3 separate regions of the Homo sapiens genome follow, and regions 2 and 3 are each linked to region 1. A link is an interaction called in ENCODE POLR2A ChIA-PET data of the cell type or tissue named here. Cell type or tissue: MCF 10A. All regions are shown on one strand.

The links. ChIA-PET counts read pairs that join two places held together with the same protein. Peaks named below come from ENCODE experiments on the same cell type or tissue, not always from the same donor. Only the 100,000 strongest peaks of a DNase experiment are listed, where the experiment ranks them.
Region 2: POLR2A ChIA-PET joins it to region 1 with 12 read pairs; 3 of 35 experiments call an interaction of 5 or more read pairs at or near these places.
Region 3: POLR2A ChIA-PET joins it to region 1 with 17 read pairs; 3 of 35 experiments call an interaction of 5 or more read pairs at or near these places.

Annotation. Positions count from the first base shown.
Region 1 is chr2:173,044,839-173,052,838 of GRCh38, reverse strand. RAPGEF4 (Rap guanine nucleotide exchange factor 4) reads right to left here. Exons shown (of 31, transcript NM_007023.4): 30 at 4,185-4,239; 31 at 1-1,199. The coding sequence ends at 1,072. Among named protein-coding and RNA genes, the nearest start is that of MAP3K20, 27 kb to the left of the region's middle. In MCF 10A, no CTCF peak of the experiment used is centred here; DNase peaks (open chromatin) are centred at 3,368 and 3,838.
Region 2 is chr2:173,146,941-173,154,940 of GRCh38, reverse strand. All of the region lies in intron 2 of MAP3K20 (mitogen-activated protein kinase kinase kinase 20), which reads right to left. Among named protein-coding and RNA genes, the nearest start is that of MAP3K20, 75 kb to the right of the region's middle. In MCF 10A, no CTCF peak of the experiment used is centred here; DNase peaks (open chromatin) are centred at 2,740, 3,080, 5,320 and 6,240.
Region 3 is chr2:173,127,170-173,135,169 of GRCh38, reverse strand. All of the region lies in intron 2 of MAP3K20 (mitogen-activated protein kinase kinase kinase 20), which reads right to left. Among named protein-coding and RNA genes, the nearest start is that of MAP3K20, 55 kb to the right of the region's middle. In MCF 10A, no CTCF peak of the experiment used is centred here; a DNase peak (open chromatin) is centred at 259.

The DNA.
Region 1 (8,000 bases):
TACATACATACAATTCCTACACATTAAATGTAGTCTAATTGTGAAAACAGGAAAAAATGTACTTCAAAATTACGTACTAAATAAAATAAATAAAAAGTAATTATTTGGCACAGTATCTATTATGTAGCAAATAAATAACTCCATACCATTGATTGAATGAACTATTTACAATCTTTGAAAGTGCAAAACAATTACTGAAAATTAAGATATTTGTAATAACATTTAAGTCCAGAAAATATGTTTTCATCAGGTACAATAAATTTGTAGCCAATAGTAAAGGTTTTTAATGCCCAGGAAAATATTTCAATTTTGAAAAATGTTTTATGCATATTGTGCTCTTCTGAAATGTTATTTTCTACTTTAACGCTGGCAAATTTAAGAATCTTGGCATTTCTTAGTGGAATTCTTATGTATATAATCCTGATTTGTAAATTTTGAAAAGTTACATTGTAAACATAAATATTATTCTATATACATTCAGAAATTACAGACCAGTCCTCCCTAAATTACATAAACAGCCATAATGTTTCATAATAATGTGGTCAGGTTCTATTCCTTCAGAGGTAAGACAATGAAGATGGAAGAATACAACCTATAATTTGGACTTCTATAGATTCCTCAACACCTTCCCGAAACCCCAGGCTCCAAATCAAGATGTTGAGTTAAAATTTTATCCAAATCTATCCCATTTGTAGCACATCTCATCCCATAAACACTCTTAGAAAAAAATGTCAGGGGCTTGCTAGTTCTCTTGACAAGGCTATTTCTACCAAACTCTTCACGTGGGCCTTATTCAACACTTCAGCAAAGAAGATGGCACAAGTGGAAATGAAACAGGGTAGCCACAAACTGGGGATTCCTAAGCTAGAGTGTGTAAGCTTTAGGCATGTCAAATAATTCCTTCTCTTGCTAGGTAGCTGGTAAGCTGAATGCAGCCCTGAGGTGTCTCAGGATGTGTTTTTGCTTGTTTTGTAGAATTCTCTAGTGGCAATACAGTCAGTAGTAGCATAAATGGCATTTTTGAAAGATTGTGGACTGGAGACAAACTGTTGCTTTGGGCATTTGAAATGTCTATGGTCGACGAGGCTCTAATCTGTGTGACATCTGTGATAAAGTTCTCTGGTTGTCAATCACATTTAATTGCCGTACATAACTCCGGACATCCTGATGGTTCTTATTAGCTTGAGCTGCATCAGGATCTGTTGAAAGAGGAAAGGGCAGAATTGGCATTGTGTAATATATGTATATAAGATACAATCTTACTTCTCCAATTATTTATTACATTTATCATAGGTTCCTGGGTTCCCTCAAGACCTTTCAACACACCACAATCATTGAAACGTTTCCACTTGGTTGTTCCATCTCCTCCTTCCTACCCTCCAATTTTCTTTTCTTCCCTGGAATCACCTCTTTTGATCATTCTCCTTTGAATTGCACGTTGTAAAAAAAAAATGGCACCAAATTAAAAGGGAAGCATGTGTCTGATAGCCCCTGGGTATAGATTAAAATTGTTTCCCTTTCCAGAGGTCTCTGTGTCTCACACTCTGTGTCTCTGCCTCCTTTGATCCAGATGAAGACTAATGTCAAAAGACAGTTTTTATTAGCCCCTCACAAAAGCGCTTAACATCTGGGCCAAACTGAAGCAAGCCAGTGAGACTACAGAGTCCTGACTCCCCTCTTTACTTGCACACAGTATACAGCATTACTATACCGACTGTATGTTCTTAGAGACTGTCCATATTCAGAAAAAACCCAACTCACAGGCTGAAGTTATGACTTCTGCTAGACGTTTGATTCTTTAATGCTATCTGCTCTGAAAACTCAGCTACCATTCTATTCTGATGCACATCCCAAGCATGTGAGCAACTGAGGTTAACCAATTTAATGAAGATCAGGGCTGAATGATGAGCCAATGCACTCAGCCCTCGCAGGGAACATACATGAATAAGGAAAGCCAGACCAGAAGGTGGTGAACTGGAAACACAGGTCCCTCTGGAAGTGATGACCTGGCTTCTGCATGTTGCTGCCACGGGGAATCTGTGCCTAGAGTTGCCAGATCTTCCTTTTTTTTTTTTTTTTTTGTTAAGAAATGGGAAATCTGGATTTCTTCTTCGTGAATTCTCCCAATTTTAAAATGGTGACATTATTTCAAAATAAAAGGGAAAAAAATGCTCTCTTTAGACCCAACACCTCTGTGGGCCACCTCCATTTCAAGCATCACTGGGTAGGGCCTCTGGTCTAAGGGGACACCCGGAGTGGCAGAGCCAGACCCTGGCTCCTGACCGGGGTTTCCACCACAGTACACTGCCTTCTGCAGTCTGGTTGCTCCTGCTAGATCCACACAGCACTCCCAAAGACAATTAGAATGCCATCTGCACAAGGGGTGAAGGGGAGTGTTGCAGGTCTGAAGGCAGAAAAGCAGAGAGAAGACATACATGCCCCTGCCCCCTGTGAGAAGAAACTCATCAGTATAATTATCACATAGAAATAATACCACAGCGAACTGCAGAGCACATTGTGTTTAATTTCCTCTGCTTCTCACTGGCAGTGTACTCTACACGTACAATATACTGTAATTACATTGTACACATTCCCACAGTGTTTGTGAATCTATTCCTATAGCTTTATCTATAGATTGTTGACTTCAGAGCTGAGCAGCTGTTGTTTACCAGCAGTTACTGATAACTTCAACAAATGCAGTGGAGTTTTTTCTTTTTAAATACATTTTCCCCTTGGCTTCTCTAGGAGGTGACATAGAAGAATGCAAGATTTACTTCCAAAGAAGCTCATAAAACAAAGCATATTATTTTATGGTTCTTGAGCCTCACTGAAAACCTTCTTAAGGCTATAAACCCCCTCAGGCACACACGATTTGGCATATAATTTCAGGGTCCCCTTTTATCCCCGCTGCTGGATTTGGGATTATAAACTCCGGTTGTAACTGGTGTCACTTATCTATTCTTGTTTCCACTTGTACAACTGCTTTATGATCACATCTTTAAACACAACGTAAATTAATAGATGAAAACACATGAGACACTTTAATTCTGGCTGAATCCACATAAGAATAGTTGATGATATTGCAAGACTATTCACATTTTGGAAGTCAGAGAAGGCACAGTCATTTGAATCAGTTGCTCCCCAAATCAATGTCATTTTTCTTATATTTTTCCTCCCTATTCATTAAAAAATGAACATTTAGTAGTTCTGGTGTCCCATGTTAGCAAATCTGGCCATGAGCCAGTCCTGCTCTAGGAAGAACAAACAACTCTGACTAATAAAACAAGAACATCATAGTCTCTTAGCACTCGGTTTATTGGAGGAGACGGTACTGGTAGCCTCAGATTCATGTCTATGTCATAGTATCATATTGAGTTAATGAGATAAATTTCTTCAAGTGAGTCATACAATGAGCTTAGCAAAAACCTTTAGTGTTCACCTTCTCATTTCCAGACCAGATTGAGGGAGCCAAAGCTCCACCCCCACCACCAAAGTCCCAGCCCAGAAGAAACAGTAGCACTGGTCTAGTATGACCATCTGGTGCTATGATGCAACTTAACTCCCAACAGACTAAAATTGTTATTTATTATTAGTAATTTTTTTATATTAAAGTATTATACCAGTTCTTGTGATAGATGTTCAGATTTTAAAAGAGCACCTCAAATTCATGTGGGAATACTAGAAATATAATATGAAATCCTGTTTTTGGACCTTTTACGAATGTGCTATAAACATTAATGCATTCTTGCAACACCCTGAAAGACAATAAATATTATCTTTCCTGGTTTATAATTGACTGAACTGAGTCATCAAGGGCTGATGTGAGTTTCTCAACATGGAGCAATGAGTCATAAAGAGAGTTGGTTTGAGGCAGGATTTGTTGGCAGTCGTACTTTAGTTGTCTCCAGCTGCACTGGATAGAGCAAATTAAATCTCTTTAAATTCATTCACAAAATAATATTCCTATGGTGATTTTCTAGTTTCACAACAATGTAAATATGTTCTAGTTTAAAACAGCAAAAAAAATCTTTAAACTCAAGGCCCCTATCTCATGGAATTCATGGTCCAAAGTGTCTCTGACACAGTCAGATATTTCCCAGGCTCCAAGGGTGTCTCAATGGCCTCATTAAGAAGACCTTAATCACCAACATCTACATTGTAAGAGGTGGCAGCACTTAACTTACTGAAGGGTTGGCTCCTGTAGTATCTCACTGTTCTGGCCGTATTTGCAATCATGCGCTAAAAGGAATATAGAAAAAAGAAAGATAGAAATTCAAGTAAGCGTAGAGTACAATCCAAAAAGGAAAACAAACCATTTCTGCAATACTTGGTACCATGAGAAGTGACATGTTCTGAGATGTTGACTATCTGAAGGCAACTAGCTGATGTATAACTTGTTTAATTATTTCAAAGGGGTACCCACATACATACAAGGCATTTTCAGGTAAGGAATATTAATGGCATAACTCTCATAATTGTTGGCATATTCCCCATGATGTAAAAAACATCTATCATGCCTGAGACTGTACATTAGTGCTTTTTCACCATCCTTTCTTGAGGTTGCCATGAATTTGTAAGAGAATCTGTAACTATCCTAGATGTGGAGAAGGGTTAGCTTATCAAGTTCCTCACAGTAAATAAGACTCACTAATGAGGTATGAGATTTTATTGGCTGAACAGCAAGTCAAAATATTCTACCTTCACATTTTTGCTACACACTCTGTATTACTGACCTCTCTAATCTTCCAGCAAAAGTTTGCATTTTAATGTTAATCCTGATGATTTGATTCCCTCCTTCCCTCCCTTCTTCCTCCTTTCTGATTATAACACTAACATATACACATCTTAGAAATTCAGAAAACAGGCCAGGTGCAGTGGCTCACGCCTGTAATCCCAGCACTTTGGGAGGCCGAGGCGGGTGGATCACGAGGTCAGGAGATCGAGACCATCCTGGCTAACACGGTGAAACCCCCTCTCTACTAAAAATACAAAAAATTAGCCGGGCGTGGTGGCAGGCGCCTGTAGTCCCAGCTACTTGGGAGGCTGAGGCAGGAGAATGGCGTGAACCTGGGAGGTGGAGCTTGCAGTGAGCCGAGATCGCGCCACTGCACTCCAGCCTGGGCGACAGAGTGAGACTCCGTCTCAAGAAAAAAAAAAAAAGAAATTCAGAAAATACAGAAAATGTTAAGAGCAAAGTAAAAATCACTTAGAATATTACTTCACAGAGTAATCTTGTTAATATTTCGGCATATAGCCTTCTTATATTTAAAAATATATAAAAACATGTTTTTAAAAGATTTGAATTCATATAGTACATACATATTTTATTTTGATTTGAAATTTTTCACATTGCATTGTGACTATTTTCCATGCCATTTGCATTTTAAAACATTTTTTAAAAAGCATGTATTCAACCAAATGGACAGATTATAATTGATTTGACCTTTTAAAATTTGGTCACTAAGTGATCATCTTAACTTCTTTGTAAAGTTTTGGTTGCAATAAAGACTTAAAAGGGAATCTTTTGTGCTGAGCTCAATTAAAAACAAAAGAAAAGAGAAAAGAAAATGGACAGAAACAGAGACTCCTATCCCCTGGGGAAAAACACTGATGAGACCTACGCTCCATTTCTTAGCCAGAATGTCACGGTATTTGAACAATAGCTGGCACTCCTGGTCACTATGTATGTTTCAGGACACTTTACTGCTCAGGCTCTAAAGGGGGTCCTGTGGAGATAATAGATTAATTACAACACTAGCAGAAAATTGATAAGGCTCCACCCAGGGAAAGAGACTCCCCGATCTCTGAGCAGCTATGTAATTCTAGTCAACCCTTTCTTCTCTCACGGACCCTTGGCTTGCCAAAGTATAAGAAAATGACTTTGAGAAAGCTTACATAGTGTAAAAAAAAATCATAGATGAGTCAAGGCCTTACAAATATATTATCTGCAAGCATCATAATACCTCACTGAATACTACTGCTTTGAGGACTCTAGCAAGCCTGAAGTGACATGTACCTGCATTGGATAATTTCGCACACAAAGAGGCAATTGGAAAAGTTAGAACTTCACTTCATCAAAGATCGTGAAAACTGACACATCCATCTGTTGATCAGCATGAGAAACATATCACAAATCCCTCCCAGAAAATGTAACGTACAATGTATAATTAGCCCTTGATATATGGAGCCGTGAAATAAATAGTAACTATGATAACTTCCCTGCTAATTTACTTTTAAGTTGTTTTTTCACTTCTCTAAAGGCTTTGCATCTGAAGGGCACAAGTATATTCCATGTAGAATTATTGTAATTCTTCAGATATTGAATGGAGTGTAATTACCGAAAACCCTGGGAAATGCTGCCAGTATGCCCCTCTGAAGAATAATAAAACAATTAGCAGGGGTCAGAAACCTCTTCCTATACCATTTTGTAGGGAGTAATTGTTCTGCTTTTTAGTTTTGAAAGCTAAAACATTTCATTCTGACTTTGGTTTTATGCTACTCTTTAAAGCTATACTCTGAGACTTCATAATTTTTAGCTCATGTAGTTTAAAATGTGAGAACAATTGTTTAAATCAGTAATTTCCAGCCCTGAAGTTCATTCTACCTTTCTAAATCTTTGATTAATTTTAACAATGGTTTTAATTTTGACGTATCCTTTTTAATTGTTCTCAAAGATAACTTCAGTTTAACTTCGAAATCCAAATCTGGCTTCACAGCGAGGTCCATTCTTTTCCTTTGTGAGGTCCGGACAATAATGTTTAATGGTGTGAACCCACAGTGATGATGTGTGAATCTAACTAGCATTCCCGGTCAATGCATAGTTACAAATGCTTTCACAAGGCCAAAGAAGGGTTAACTTAATATTTTAACTTCACCTCCTTTTGCACCCATTAACACATGTAATATTAAGCAGTTACTGACAACTACACCCAACTACAAGGCACTCTCCTGAGTTGCTGAAAGAGACTTCAGGAGTCACCTCCTTGAACCATCTCCAGAGTGCATAATGCTTTTTCTACAGCCTGCCTATAAACAGTGGCTCTCCCACTGTTTGAATGCATCCAGCAATGAGTAACTCATTACCTCCAAAAATAGCCTGTTTCATTGTTAGACATCTCTGATTATTAAAACTTATCATTTTGAGTTAAAGTCTTTCTCCTTTTACTTTTCGCTCATTTATCCTTGGAGCTCATAATGCATTTGCATAAGACTCCCACGGGCACCATGACAGTTTACAAATGCCACGGCAATGACCCAACAGCAAACATGTTTAATTTCTTTTTAACAGGACAAGTCTTCAAATACTTGGATATAACTGTTATGGATATCTTCACACCCCCAGATCTTTTCTTGTTCAGCCTAAATATTCTCAATTTCTTCAACAATTCTTCATAAGACAGTTTTGGTTCTCTTCCAAACCGTCTCTAGTATGGTGCCCTAGACTAAACAAATTGTAAAGTGCAGAGAAATTATGATCTTTCTTCTTTCCTTGATCTAGATGATGCTATACTGGGCCTACAGTTAAAAAGAAGTCATGCCACTGACATCTGTTGAAGTATTCATGAATTAAACCTCTCAGCCTCCTTTGCTGAGCTGCTGTGGATGCAGCTTTCTGCTCTGTGCACGTACAGTTGATTTCTTGGACCAGAGTGGAGGATTTTAAAAACTAAAACCATCTAGTTAGAGTCTATCTTTCCACAAACTTCAGCCTATGTTATTTTTGACGGTAGACAGCTGTTTATTCATTGGTGCTCGCAGTCTAGCCTGGCAGAAACAAAGGTTAAAGAGATATAGGGTTCATTATCCAACTGCTGCAGCAGGGGTGAAACCAAAAATTACACCCTACGCTTCATGGTCCTGCCAGAGCAGGTTGGCCTGCCTGGAGCTGGCCAGGCAACTTTCTATAACGCCAGGCCGGAGTGGGGGAGTGTCTGATTACTCCAAAGCACAGATTCTCATCTTTTTTTCCCCAGTAGCCAGCCTGAGGTTTATGACACATT
Region 2 (8,000 bases), 100 kb before region 1:
TTACACCACGTTCCATTTCCTCACTTTCTATTGGCACCCTAATCCCATTATATTTGGTTGGATTTCTATAGTAATGCTAAAGTTTCCCTAAGTAACTTGGAATTCTGATCTTTTCTTTCAAGTATCCTATATAGGTTATAGTCTGAGTTTTAACATTAAATGTAACCATGCCTCTCCTTAACATTCTGATATTGTCCTTAGTATCTACATTATTTTATATATTGATACGAATTAAAACAAGGATGGCAGAGTGCATCAGAGTGCTGGAAGTCAAATAAAAAGAAATAAACTCCTGCTATCAAGGGCTTACCCACTATTATGGGAAAAATAAAAGTACCTATTAACAAGATGCCACATAACAACCATCAGAAGTACAAAACACGTGAAGGATCTGTATTAAAATTAGGGAAGTTGGGAGGTAATGGACAGTGTCAACTAGACCATGAAGAATGGATTAGGCTGGGCACGGTGGCTCATGCCTATAATACCAGCACTTTGGGAGGCTGAGGCAGGTGGATCACCTGAGGTCAGGAGTTCAAGACCAGCCTGGCCAACAGAGTGAAACCCCATCTCTACTAAAAATACAAAAATTAGCCAGGTATGGTGGCACACGCCTATAGTCCAAACTACTCGGGAGGCTGAGGCAAGAGAATTGCTTGAACCTGGGAGGCAGAGGTTGCAGTGAGCCGAGATCATGCCACTGCACTTCAGCCTGGGCAACAGAAAAAGATCCCATCTCAAAAAAAAGAGAATGGATTCCATTTGGGTTCATAGCTGGGACGGGGTGCATGCCTGAGAAACGGCAGCACTTTAGTTTGGCTAGAATGTGGTGTAGTGATAGGGTAACAGGCAGGTAATGGAATTGCTAACACACAGCAGTGTGACTGCTAACATATGCCAAGCTGATATTTATGTCAAATTTCGGTGGGAGTGACTCCTAAAAAGCAAGAAAACAAACAGTCGACTCTCTGTATCTGCGGGCTCCATATCCGTGGATTCAACCGACTACAGACCTAAAATATTGGAAAAAATTTAAAAATAACAATACAACAATAAAAAATAATACAAGTAAAAATATGTGATAAGAATTACTTACAGAGCATTTACATTGTAATATGTAGTATGAGTAATTAGAGATGATTTATACAGGAGGATACATGTAGGTTCTGTGCAAATACTACATCATTTTATACAAAGGACTTAGGCATCCACAGATTTTGGTATCTAGGAAATCCTAGGACAAATCTTCTGCAGATACCGTGAAATGACTAATTCTTAGGTTTACTTCAAAGAAATCTTCCAGGATCAGCAAGGCCTACAGAGGTAAAAGAATCACTACTTTCCCATAAGTTAGAACTTAAAGGTCATCTGCTCCAGTTGTCTAATGAAGTAACCCTCTTAGTAATATTCTAAGAAACAGGCATCCTACTGACTGAACACTTCCAGTGACAGATGAACACCAGGGAAACAGTGATGCATTGTTGGAAATTTGGAAATGATCAACCTACTAAATGGGTGTCAGCAGAGACATGTCAAGTCATCCTAAAGTGAAAGACCCTTTCAGGCCATGAGGATGGAGAATAACTTGATAGAAAGTTTTAACATATTTAATAAAATTGTGTGAGTATTCAGAGGTAGTCACGGACAGTCAGTTACAAAGACTTAGAGAAAAGTTAAAGAGATGATAAGCCCTAACAGGGGAGGGGTGAAAATGGGAGGCGTAACAACTTCTCCAGTAAGGTGGGCCTCCTGTTGAAGGGTAGGTAAATCGATTATCAGCTGAATGTGGTATCAGAACATATTCAAATCCTATTACTAACTGCTCTTGCTCTGAATTCACATTCATAAAGCAATCTTTTATAAGTTTGTTTCCCATACACCTTATCTAAAAATAGAAAACTTAGAGATTAGCAATATGGTTTAATTATTTAGTCTCAATCAAATTATATGTGATTTAGCATCCCTGAGAGTCCATTCAACTCTGAACTCTTAAGATTAAATTTCCAAATGCATAAATCAGAAGCCACTTCAACAGGGACCTGTTTGGGCAGCTACCAGCATTCCCTAGAGTGTGCCTTCACTATATTCTTGGGAGCCTCAAATCTCCTAAAGTAGGAAACTATTTTTCAAAATAGCCTATTCTACTTCTACTATGTCAAATTACTAGAGTTGACCTACGTAACTTGTGGTGCAAGTCTTGATCTTGCTTGCTGTATCTATTTCAGCTCAGATTTTTATCTCCTTATTTCTAAATACCGTCTCACCCCAAATTCTAGTTTTTCTCTTTGCTTGAAGATTCAGCGGGGTGTCCTTAATCTGACTGTCACTCTACTTAACACCTTACTATCTTTGAGCAGAAAGGTTTTTTTAAAAGGGCTCCTTTAAGAGCATTCGATAAGTGGTAATTAACAACACTGTAACTGGTCCATTCTTCCATGCCTGTTGACTGAAGCAGTGTTTGTGTAACAAATACATTTCATGCAACAAAGCTTAGAACCTAGGGGAGATCAGAGACAACAGGCTTCAATCTGTATTCTGAGTTCTCCAGGTAGAACTCTTCCCATGTAACAGCCTATAATCATCACTAAAAGTCCCAGACAAAATAATCCGAGATTTTCTGAATACTGCTTATCAGCTAAATATGACCTTCAAGAGACAAGAATCGTTCTGCATGTAAACAAATATAAACCTGGTGATGACTGATGCAATATACCAATCTACATCAGAGCAACATTCTGGCAGCCTGAGACATTTATTAACAAAATACACAGAAGGTCATTGCTGAACTGAGCTGAGATGTAGTGGTCCAACAGTGAGCCCAGAGATGAAGAAAATAAATTAGAACATCAACATGTTTTCCAGGAGATAAAAAATCATGGGCTATGAAGCATGAGAGTATAGACCCTGTTAAGAGCCTATAGAAAGGTATATAAAATTTGAGACAGATGAGGCAGACCACATAGTTTATTATAATTCTTTTGCAATGAATGAATGTAATAACTGTGGAGTTTCAGAAGTTGTAAGCTGAGTACAATCTGACTCATACATTACAATAGCTGACACCTATGGAGCATTTCCTGTGTCTCAACACTGGCTCATCACTTTACATACATTAACTCATTTAGTCCATAGCAGAAATACTGTTATTCCAGTGTGTCACTAAGAAAGTAAGGAACAGAGAGGTTAAGTAACTTGGTTATATAGCTGAGAAGCAGTGAAGCCAAAATTCAAACGAGGCAATCTGGCTGCAAAGCCTATGAATTCAATCATGACATAGGAATATAAATTCTCAAAATCACATAGATGTACATGCCTGCACATTTCGATAATGTTACATATAAATAAACACCTATTACTAGACATATGCCTAGGCCTTTGTATACAGTAAATGTTCTAACATATTTAGTAGTAGTTGATCTGAGTATGGAAGCAACTTTAAGATCACAATCAAGACACCTGCATTCTAGGCTGGCTTCTGATACTGAATGACTGTGTGACTTGGGGCGTCAGCTTATCTATTGATAAAATGTCAAAATGTGGAAGTAAAAGGGACAGATGGAATGATCTAGTCTCTTCAAGTCTAACATTCTGACTTAAATCTAATTTAACTGGTATAGGGTGGGGCTCAGGCATGGGTGCTTCTTAGAAGCTTCCCAGCTTCCAAGGTGAGTCTAATATGTAGCCAGGATTCTCTGAGTAACTGTCAGAGGGTTTTCCACAACAGCTGTTTCATTTTACATTCCCCTCAGAAGGGTTTGTGGGTTCTAACTTCTCTACACCCTTGCCAACACTTGTTATTGTCTAATAACAAGTGAGTGGTTCTGTGGCAAGCTAAACTGTAGCCTAGTTGCCTTGGAGTCTGAAAACCCTGGAGCTAAATTTCAGCTCTATCATGTATGAGCTGTGTGGTCTTCCAGGTCTCTCAATTAAGTGTGTTCTTTATATGTAAAATAAAACCAGTATCCACTTAACACAGTTACAAGGACCAAACTCCCATGTAAAGTACATGCTAGGCGCATGGTTTTCCTCAATAAATGTTAGCTGCTAGAAATTGTACCTACATTAAAACAATTTTTTTTGGCCGGGTGTGGTGGCTCACGCCTGTAATCTCAGCACTTTGGGAGGTCAAGGCGGGCGGATCACAAGGTCGAGTTCAAGACCAGCCTGACCAACACGGTGAAACCCCGTCTCTGCTAAAGATATGAAAATTAGCCAGGTATGGTGGTGTGTGCCTGTAATCCCAGCTACCCAGGAGGCTGAAGCAGGAGAATTGCTCGAACCCGGGAGGCAGAGGTTGCAGTGAGCCGAGATCACCCATTGCACTCCAGCCTGGGTGACAGGACAAGACTTTGTCTCAAAGAAAAAAAATTTTTTTAAGGATATGCAGAACTGAACTCGGATACACAGAACATCAGCCTGAACAATCAATTGCTGGAAAACAGATCCACAGACTGACAGCAATAGCACTCTCTCTTTTATGAGAGAAGAGGCTGAAACAACCCTGTGTAGGACACTGACCACAAATCAAAGAGAATCTAGAGAATAGAGCGTTGGAAAAGTGTTAGAACACATGTCATCCTGCATAGTCAGGTCAGGCCACAACTGGCAAAAGAATCTAAATCCAAAGACCAAGATATACTGAGATGACCACAAGCTGTTAGTAAGCCTTGTTCTGCAAGCTTCCAAATAAATCTCTTAAGTCACCCTGCTATTTTAAAAAATAAATTGCCATGTTGACAGAAATTGAACATCACTTCTCTTTTCCACTTACAGGATATGGAATCTGGCGTACCATCTTTAGACTCACAATCACCACATTTGCAGAACAAATCTGAATTTGATGGGGGCAATTCTTGTGTTTCTATTTTCTGTCCATTCACAGATTTCTGTGTCAGAGATCACAGAAGACACCACTACACTACTATTCTTTTTCAAAACTACTGCCTTTGGGCATTAGCCATCATTCATCATATCATCTCTATACACTCCCTAAATGAGATTTCAACAGTTGGACTGGTTTAATCAAATGGGCCCCAAAATATGTACTGTATTCTCCATTCAAATATGGAAGTCAATAGTCACTTGAAGTCAACAGGAAACATATTTTTGAGTTATTTGTCCAGTAGTGAGAATGAATGGCAATGATCTCTTAACTGTAAAATGAAAGTATCACCTCTCAACCCTCGAAAGGCTGTGGGGAGGATGCGCGGAGATGACGTAGGCAGAAAGCAGTGCATTCTTCCTAAGGCAGTACTCCTCAGTACTCAGCACTCAGGTAAGAATGCAAGGACTCCAGTTTAGGTCCTGGTCTTTTACCACCTCCCCCCTGTGCTATTGAGCAAGGTTCTCAGCCTTTCCAAACAGTACAAATCTGGGGAATGAGGATAATGAGACTTGCATTGACTAGATCATAAGGGTTTTTTTTAAAAAAAAATAAACTTTTTTATTTTGGAGTAATTTTAGATTCAGAGAAAAATATAGGAGTGTTCCCATATACCCCTCACCCATTGTTAACATCTTATGTTACTATATATAGTACATTACTATTAACTAAGCTCCAGACTTTGGATTTCACCATTTTCTCCACTAATGTCCTCTCTGCATTTCAGGATCCAACCCAAGGTGCCACACTGCATTTAGTTGTCATGTCTCTTTAGTCTACTCTGGTCTCATATTCACAGGGTTTTTATAAGAATCAAATAAATACAAGAACACTTTGTACAGTGAAAAGTACCATGAGAATACACTTTACTATTCTTATGCATTAAATGAGTACATCCATGTAAAGCACCAGGAAAACTGCCTGTCACATATTAAGCTCCAAATATTGATTTCAGCACTATCATTATAAATATTTCTACCTATCCTACATTGTGATCAATTCTATACGTCTACAACAGATGTCTGGGGTTCAAAATTCCTTCTATGACCACAGATTTTATTTTCAGTGTAGGAAGTCAGCTTTATAGAATCAGCCCTTGACCAGATTTTTGTAAACACCTGGCTCAATCTGGGAGAGCAGGAAACAGAAGAAGAGGCAGAGTGAAGGCAGAGGTATTAATGGAACCTCAGGACCCACTTAGGTTTCCCTTCATCATCGAACATCAATCTCACACCTCAGAGCTATACAGTCAAAGAAGTGAAGAACTCTGCCAAATTTGGCAAACCATGAAATTCAGTAAGGGACATTCCATAGAGATCAGCAAAATAACAAATACCCACACATTTCCTGTTAAACAATCTGCACACCGCTTCCAGGCATCGTCAGGAGGTTGGAGCGACCTGGGGTGGAAGGAGGCAGGGAAGGGATGCTTTTCTTTATCCCTCAGTGGACCAGCTGGTTAACTCTGCCCCTTTCTTGTCTTTCCTGCTGTCCTAGATTTAGCAAGGTGTTTATGAAGGTCTGCTCAAGGGCCAATTCTATAAAGCATGACCAGGACCCATTCTACTCACACCACTCATCCTAAGGATATCAGGAGATAGTGGAATAAATTCCAAGTCCCTTTCGAATAGTAAAATAAAGAACATGTTCTGGCACTTAACCTAGACTGAAAGCCATGAAACAGCCTACCTCTCATAGCATAAAATTTTACCAGAAAGTGGTAACAAGAAGGTTTTCTAACCCAAGAGCAAGGGAGAATACTAAGAGATTTCAGTACAGAGGCCAAAAACATGTCCACTTAAGGGTATGTTTGTTAAACCCATTAAAATTATGTAATGTTAGCCAACAAAGACAGACGAGAACTGGTGTGAGGGGGGACAGGGGAGGATAAAGGGGCAGAGAGTTGGGTAGAGGCATAAGAAACAGTGTATTCCTTCCATCTTGTAGGATTAACTTCAGAAAAACCATACTAACAAAAATCCAGAAAATTTATTTTTGAGTCTTTCTGTGAGGCCACTTATGGATAATGCTTCTCGGTCAAAGTCAGATTTTCAGAGAGGTCAGGATATAAGCATATTAACAAACAAAATCAGACAACTTTTTTAAAAATCCTTTTTGGGGCCAGTTACAGACAATGCTTCTTGGCCAAATTCATATTTTAAAAAGGCTGGAGTGGCCGGGCACGGTGGCTCATGCCTGTAATCCCAGCACTTTGGGAGGCTGAGGTGGGTGGATCACGAGATCAAGAAATCAAGACCATCCTGGCCAACATGGTGAAACCCTGTCTCTACTAAAAATACAAAAATTAGCCGGGCGTGGTGGCAGGCGCCTGTAGTCCCAGCTACTCAGGAGGCCGAGGCAGGAGAATCACTTGAACCCGGGAGGCGGAGGTTGCAGTGAGCCGAGATCGTGCCACTGCACTCCAGCCTGGCAACAGAGTGAGACTCCGTCTCAAAAAAAGAAAAAAAAGGCTGGAGTTTGTTGGTATACTATTTTGAGTCAAAATTAAAAACAGTATACACTGTGGCAGATGCTGCTGGTTGCATTCTATTTTGTTTAGAATAGCAATATGCACCCCCAAAATTTCATTTCCCAACCCCACTTGAAGCTAAATGTGGCCATATGACATATCCTGGCTAATAAGATGTAAGAAGTTATTATCTACATACAAAAAAATAAAGTTAGATCCCTTCCTCAAAACAGACAAAAAATGAATCACACACATGAATGTATGAGCTAAAACTATAAAACTCTTAAAAGAAATTTAGAAGTAAATCTTCATGACCTTAGGCAAAGCCCTCTTAGATATGACAACAAAAGCACAAGCAACGAAAGTTAAACTGAATGCCCCCAAAATGAAGAACGTTAGTACTTCAATAGATATTATCAAGAAAGTGAAAAGACAACCCACAGAATAGGGCAATAAATATTCATAAATCACACACCTGATAAGGGACTAGTATGTGGAATATATACAAATTCTTACAACTCAATAACAAAAAGATAAATAATTGAATTAAAAATAGGCCAAGAATTCAAATAAGTATCCAAAGAAGATATCTACAAATGGCCACTAAGTATAAGGAAAGATGCTGACCGTCATTATTCATTAGGGAAA
Region 3 (8,000 bases), 82 kb before region 1:
AAACTTTTTTTCAATATTTTTATTTCAGGACCAGATAAACTTTGCCATCCAATTAGTAATACATCCTCTTTGCTTCTATCAGAATTATAACCCCTAGTATATTTTGTAGCCAAAATGTATCGAACACTTACTATATGCCAAGCATTGTCCTGAGGCAGGTCCTGTTATCCTCACTTTAGAAATGAGGAGACTAAGGCACAAATATGTTAAAGAACTTGCCTGAGGACTAAGCTAGTCACGTGGCTGAGCTAGGGATTTCAACATGGGTCTGACGCCCGAATCCACACTTTAAACCACTTCCTCTGTTCTGAAGATATTCACAAGTTTCTTTCTCCCAGTTTGACTGTAAGATCCCTGTGGGTCTCCAACTTCCAGCACAGTTCTGGCATATATTAAGCATAATAAGGATGGAAAGGGCTCTGTAGCCTAAATAAAATAAAAGTAAAAAGAGCATCATAGCTGCCTGGAAATATCTGAAGGCTGCCACATGGAGGAAGTATCAGTTCCAATGTATGTAGCTCCAGAGGACAGTACTAAAACCAATGGGCAGCGTTAAAGTAAAGCAACCTCTAACTAAGACCAACTAAGTCAGCAGTAATGGGCTGGGGGCAGTGGCTCACGCCTGTAATCCCAGCACTTTGGGAGGAGGACAAAACGGGCGGATTACTTGAGGTCAGGAGTTTAAGATCAGCCTGGCCAACATGGCGAAACCCCGTCTCTGCAAAAAAAAAAAAAAAAAAATATATATATATATATATATATATATATATATATATGTATAGAGACACACACACACACACACAATTTAGCCAGGAGTGGTGGCATGCGCCTGTGGTTCTAGCTACTAGAGAGGGTGAGCTGGAGAACTGCTTGAACCTGGGAGTTGGAGGTTGCAGTAAGCCAGTAAGCCAAAATCACGCCACGGCACTCCAGTCTGGAGGACAGAGCGAGATTCTGTCTCAAAAAAAAAAAAAAAGATAGCTATTGAAAACAAGGAGGGTGTCTTAATATAAGATTCCTACCACCAGAGGTATTTAAAATATGCAGATTACCAGATGATGTAGAAAATAATCCCATACTGAGAATCTCTGGTTAGGGTCAATCAGTGGTTCTCAAACCCCAGTCCACTGACCTGCTACATCAGGCATGAATGTTTTTGTTTTTTGTTTTTTGTTTTTTGAGATGGAATATCGCTCTGTCACCCAGGCTGGAGGGCAGTGGTGTGATCTCGGCTCACTGCAAGCTCCGCCTCCCGGGTTCCCGCCATTCTTCTGCCTCAGCCTCCCAAGTAGCTGGGACTACAGGTGCCCACCACCATGCCCGGCTAATTTTTTGGATTTTTTTTTTTTAGTAGAGATGGGGTTTCACCATGTTAGCCAGGATGGTCTCAATCTCCTGACCTCGTGATCCGCCCGCATGAATGTTTAAAAGAAAAAAATTTAAAATGCACACACACACAGGAGCCTCGGATCTACCCTGGAACTACTGAATCAGAGTCCTTGTTGTGGGCTATGTGTGTTTTAACAAGCCCACCACGTCATTTTGAAGCACAGCCAAAATTAGAAAGGTTGGTCTTGTGAGTTCCTGTTCAACTTAAACATACTATAATGTTATACAGCATACCTTCATATTCTCTGAAGGTATGCTCTTTAACTCTCTGAAGGTATGCTCTCAACTATCTCTTAATTTATGGTTGTATTTAAAATTCTAATGTATGACAGATGCCACAGTCCCTGAATGACTCTCACTCTCTAAATCAAACTCTGGCATCTACTCTCATTTCACTGGGTCCTTTCAGTTACAGTTATTGTGAGAAAGCTTCTTCCAAGAACTTAGTGTTAATTTGGAAACTGTAGTTTCCAAACTGTGCATCGTCTCTACGTGTTACCCAATCTGCTTTCAGATCTTATACACTTTTTATCACCATGGATAAAAACACTGATACAAGCTTCTTTAGGTAAAGGACTCAGATGTTTACATTGCTTTGCTACTAAACTATCTTCTAAAATTTTGGAATTAAATAAAAATACACATTCTTCACCATACTTCCCATTTTAAAATATGTAAAATTTAGGAAACTATTTAGAAAGATGACTCCCTAAATTTTATATATCTCTATCACCAACTTAAGTAGAGAAACATTGAAGGACTGTGTAGGAGTGAGCCACATTTTTAAATCAATAAATACTTTTGAGTACCTACTGTATGTAAAGTACTGTTGAGGGCATGGAAGTGGAAAAGAGAAACGCTCAGGATACATTTCTAACATTTATTTAATACTATGTGCTAGGCACTGTGCTAAACACTTCTTGTGTGTTCTCTTTTAATTCCCTTAACAAGCTACCAAGGTTAACTTCATTTTGCAGATGAAGAAAGAGATTTAGTGGTTGTGTAATGGGCCCTGGGTCACAAAGCTAACAAGTGGTACAGCTGAGATGGATTCAAATTCAACAACCACTTCTGAGCCTGCACTCCTAGTCACTACACTATACTGAACCCATCCCTTTAACACCACACTACATATCTGACAGGGGAGGGGAAAAGCTTACAAAAAGCAACTGAAGACAAATGCTTGGCAGAGGTGGAAAACAGAGAAAAACTTTAACTCTCCTGGGTGGAGGCAAGGAGGGGCTAGGGCTTTGAAGGAAGGGTGTTTTAATGACAAGAAGCGCCTGAGGGGCAGGGAAGGGGTAGAAATGCATTTCAGCTGGAGTCCGAAAAAGCACACTGCTCATTCGGAGAGGATTCTTCCCTCTCTTAAAGCTGATACACAGCCTACATGGGGTGCAAGGGGTGGGGAGTCAGCCGGAGGAGAAGACGAAAGCTTTGTTGAGGGTGACTTTTGTAAAGGGACTAAATGCCATATTAAGGATTAGAAGTTTTCTATAGGTAATGGAGAACCAACAAAAGTTTCTCCATTTTTGTGCAGAAATGACATGATCTGATCTGTTTTTTCTTCTTTTTAAATTTGAGGTCCATATGACAGATGAATCAGAAAGGGGGAATAACCAGAGGCTGAAAGGAGTGATAAGTATGACTTGAATTAAGGGAAGGAGAGATGGGGACAAGAAAGCATCAATTCAAAAATATCTATGATCAACAAAACCTACATGACTGAGAATACAGCTAAACACTCATTTCCTCAGGGAGTTCCCTGACTTTCCATTCCAGGGACCTTGTTTTTGATAAGAGATGAGAATTTATCTGGGGAGAGTTAGGGATGAAATTAGGAATGTCTCTAGAAAATCAAAGAATCAGACACTCAGTCCTGGTTGCAAACCATGAAATCACACCAAACCAGTTAGCTGCCAACCTTGCCTCTGCTTCTATCACATCACATTTATTCTTAAAACTTGCTCCTTTCTGAAATCTTTGCTTTGTCATCAACCCCAAGGCAACCTGAGGTTCACAACACTGAGTGCACCTGAGCAGACCCTTAGAGAACTTGCCTCCTACCATTCCACTGCCATCTTTCTATATTTCTACACATGATTTTCTGAATTTTATTCAGCTTTGATTAAAATACTTTCTTCTGCAAATATCTAATATACCACATAATTTCCTAGCTGAAATAAAGAACCCTGCCTAGCCCTTTGGCTTACAGACAATATAAAATAACTGTTATTAATTGGTACTCATTTTCAAACATGTTTTCATTTGACAATTTCAAAAACAACTACTTGTATATATGACTGGTTTCATGGTTCCTATCTCTGGGCAGTTTATTTTTCACTCCACCTCAAAATGAAATCGTTGAATTCCTAAGCAACTCTTTCCCTATCTCCATCACACTGGGTATCCATGGCAACATGTCCTGAAGAACTGGTACACTGTGGCATTTCATTGTTTAATGGAGCACCTAATGTCAATTACTGTACATGTAACTTTATATGTGTGTATATTACTTAAGCTCCTTTGTATTCTATAAGGCATATATGACAGTCTCTAATTCCCTGGAGACAATGCACTATCCCCTCTAGTGGGTAAAAGCCACAGCAGAAAAACAAAATGAGAGTATGCACAGGATGATTTAAGATCCTTGGGCTGCCTCTGTTGCTGCGATTTTTCACCAAGTTAGCAGACACAGCCAAGGGTTTTTATCGAGGCAGACAAAAACTGTGCAAATGCCATTACTCCATGAGGTAATTACAATCCCTAATAAATAGCATGCACATTGTTTTCAAAGGGGCTGATAGACAAGTCACAATCTGTTCTTAGAAGCATCTTATTTGTTTTAGTCATAGCCACATGTTTCAGTAGAATTTTGATAGATCCTAAAACCTTGTCACATTCTGAATCCTGGTGCAGTTAAAGTTGTTGTTTTGCACTTACATGGCATAAAACAATCATCAGCAAGAATTCCCACTGTCTCACTGCTGGTCTCATTTTATCTACTAGACAGTGTCCTGAGAACAGAATCGCAAAGTCTGTTCCATATAGAACACTTTCACAGCTCAGTGCTCAGCACCGTCCCAGACTGATCACACCCTAGCATGTTGGTTCTCTGTTAACCAGCATACTTTGGACAGGATCCAACACATTCTCATATCATATTTAATTCTGCACTTTAGTGAACGTGCATTTAAAATCTAAAACTGGAAAGATTTCAATCTTTCTATTTTTTAACTCTCATTTTACAGATGAAGACATCAGAGAGGGAAGCAACTAATTCCAGAGTCCAGGATAAAAATATGAGTATCCCTGTCTCCTTGATAGCATAAAAATACTGACATATTCTCATTACCCTTTTTGTTTCTGATTTTTGAGAATAATAAACATTAATGGATATTATCTCAGGGCAGTTCTTCATTAAGCAAATCTATATTGTCTATAAGGTGCTTTATTTAAAAAAATGGACATTTTTCCATGTCAGTAAATATGGGTCTAGACAATTGTTTTCCATACTAGCTTAATTTTCATTGAATGAAAATACCAACATTTATTTGCCCAGTTTTTTACTGTTGAAAATTTAGGTTGTTTCAAATGTTTCATGATAATAAAAACACTTAAGTGAACATCTCTGCACATTCATCAGATGCACTTGTTTGACCATAACCTTAGGATATATTCTGAGTTGTGAAATGCCGAGGTCAAAAGTAAGCACATTTTGACGCATAATGCAATTCTGCACTTTGGAAATATATCAACTTATGTTGCCTCAATTTTAGAGGTTCCTTAAACAAATTTAGAGAGTATTGATTTCCCAAGTCCTTACTAATAGTGAGTATCTGCATTCATTTTTATCTTTATCAACAGTAAATACTCTACCCTTTTGTGAAATGTCTCTTCATGTCCTTTTTCTATTTTTGTAATAGTATGTTTGGCCCCAAGTTCTTGACTCCACTTAAGTGAGCTTCAATTATAATTTCTGATTATGCGTAATTTTAGAAAAGGCAATTCCAACTTGATTTTAATAGGTCAAGTATAGATAAAACATCTGGTAAAGTTTCATTTCTAAATACCTCCATATCGCTTAATGAAAGCACTTATGAAAGCACAAATGCAACAGTTACAAACACAAGACCTATCTAGTCAGACCAGGACTCAGATCCCAGCTCTGCTCCTATTTGCTGCATGATCTCTGGCAATTATTGAATTCTCTATGTCTCAGTTTCTTCAGATGTAAAACAGTGATAATGCTGTTGTATTCATGGATTGTAAGATGCATGTTTCTTTTGGTATCACTGACACTGGGGCTGTATTACAATTGGTGGCATCTTACAGTTTCCATTGGCAGCATTTTTTCTTAGTGGTGCATAATATTTTAAACCAAAGGCATCTTAGATTTGATGAGCTATGATAGTGCTTACCTCACAGGATTGTGGTAAGAATGAAATGAAATAATGCATGCAAGAGCTTAGCATAGTAAATACTCCAAAAAACTGTTAGTAAGTATTCATATAGTGTTACATATTTCTACAACTTTGATTTAAATGTTTAAGATTTCTAAAATTGGCTGGGCGCGGTGGCTCACCAGCACTTTGGGAAGCCGAGGAGGGCAGATCACGAGGTCACGAGATTGAGACCATCCTGGCCAACATGGTGAAACCTTGTCTCTACTAAAAATAAAAAAATAAATCAGCTAGGCCATGGTGGCGGGCACCTGTAATCTCAGCTACTCGGGAGGCTGAGGCAGGACAATCGCTTGAACCCAGGAGGCAGAGGCTGCAGTGAGCCGAGATTGCGCCATTGCACTCTAGCCTGGGCAACAAGAGTAAAACTCTGCCTCAAAAAAAAAAAAAAAAAAAGAAAAGATTTCTAAAATTGATCTGAAGAATGTTTTTGGTTCCTTGAAGGAGCATATTTCATATAAAATAGTTGAAATTTTTAAATTTTAAAATTACCACAGGAAAAACAGGTTCTTATTTAATGTAATTTAAAGGGAATCTAGTTTGAACAGGAAGTGATTATTTTGCACTTTCAGGAAAGAATCAGCTCAACAATGTACTAAAATCATGAGATTAAGCAAAGTCTCCAAACAGCTAAAGGAGAATTAATGCAAAGAACAGCATGGAAACTTTTCATTAAAGTCAATTTAGGCTGGACTCAGTGGCTCAAACCTGTAATCCCAGCACTTTGGGGGCCTGAGGCGAGTGGATCACTTGAGGTCAGAAGTTTGAGACCAGCCTGGCCAACATGGCAAAACCTCCTCTCTACTAAAAATACAAAAATTAGCTGGGCTGGTGGTGCGCGCCTGTAGTCCCAGCTACTCAGGAGGCTGAGGCACGAGAATCACTTGAAACCAGGAGGCAGAGGCTGCAGTGAGCCGACATCATGCCACTGAACTCCAGCCTGAGCAACAGAGCGAGACTCTATCTGAAATAAATAAATAAATAAATAAATAAATAAATAAATAAGTCAACTATAATGTTTTCCATATGCTGCTGTGATTGGATCTTTTACAGATGCATAAACTCAAATCAATGTCATTTCTTGGAAACTGCAATTAGAAAACTATCATTGGAAATACTGGAGAAGGCATGAAGGAGGAGGAGTGTGAGATGAACCTTGTGTCAGAGGAAAATAAATTATTGAAATCATTTCAAGAATTTTCATAATCTTTTGCATCAACATGAAATTGTACTCGGTGTGGAAAGGCTTCAACTGGTATGAGATATGAGAAAAAAATAGGTATGGTTCATTTGACAGAGGGACAGTTGAAATAATGTGTGTGTGCATGGCAGGTACGAAGGTCTAGATTCTATCACTTACTAACTATATGACTTTGGGCATGTATGTTCACTTCTCTCCATCTCTTCACCTGCGTCCTGGCAATAATTCCTAACCCACTGGGGTGTTACCTATGCACACAGGGCACTCAGCCCAATGCCTGACAAATGGGAAGAGTTCAATAAGGGATTGCAGGTATTCTTATTATTGGTTGATATGCATGAATTATGGGGCAGCCTTTATGTCTTACTTTTTTTTTTTTTGTCCTAACATAGGATAAATTTTACTGATGTATTCCCAACCAACATATGCATTTTTGGAGTTAGTACCTTATTTCCAATTCCCACACCCATCTCACTTGAGAATTAGGCAATTTTTTAAAAGGCTTCTCCAAGAAAGAAGAAAGGTTCGGTTTATTTACTGTAAATGTAATATATTTTAACTTTTTCTCCTATCTTATACCAGTTGTTTCCCATATCTTTTTTCTCTGCCAAAAACTCTTCAAAATGAAAACGTGCTTGTTGTAAGCTGGGATCTTAAATTTGAAAGATACTGCTAATTCTAAAGATCGACTTTTTAACAGAATCTTCAAAAAGCAAAATTTCTGTTTCTGAATAAATTATTTATAAAGTTATTTTTCTTCTATCTTTCCTTCATTATGAATAGCAGAGTAAGTCTTAAGAGAAGGGCAGAGCAGTAAATCCTTAATTACATTATTTAAATATTCACAGAATTCTTAAATGAAGAGGAAATGGAGTGGGCCAATGGGAACCAACTTCTGCAGACTTTGCAGTCAGTATCTACACATCCATCTTTTCATTCTTTCTTAG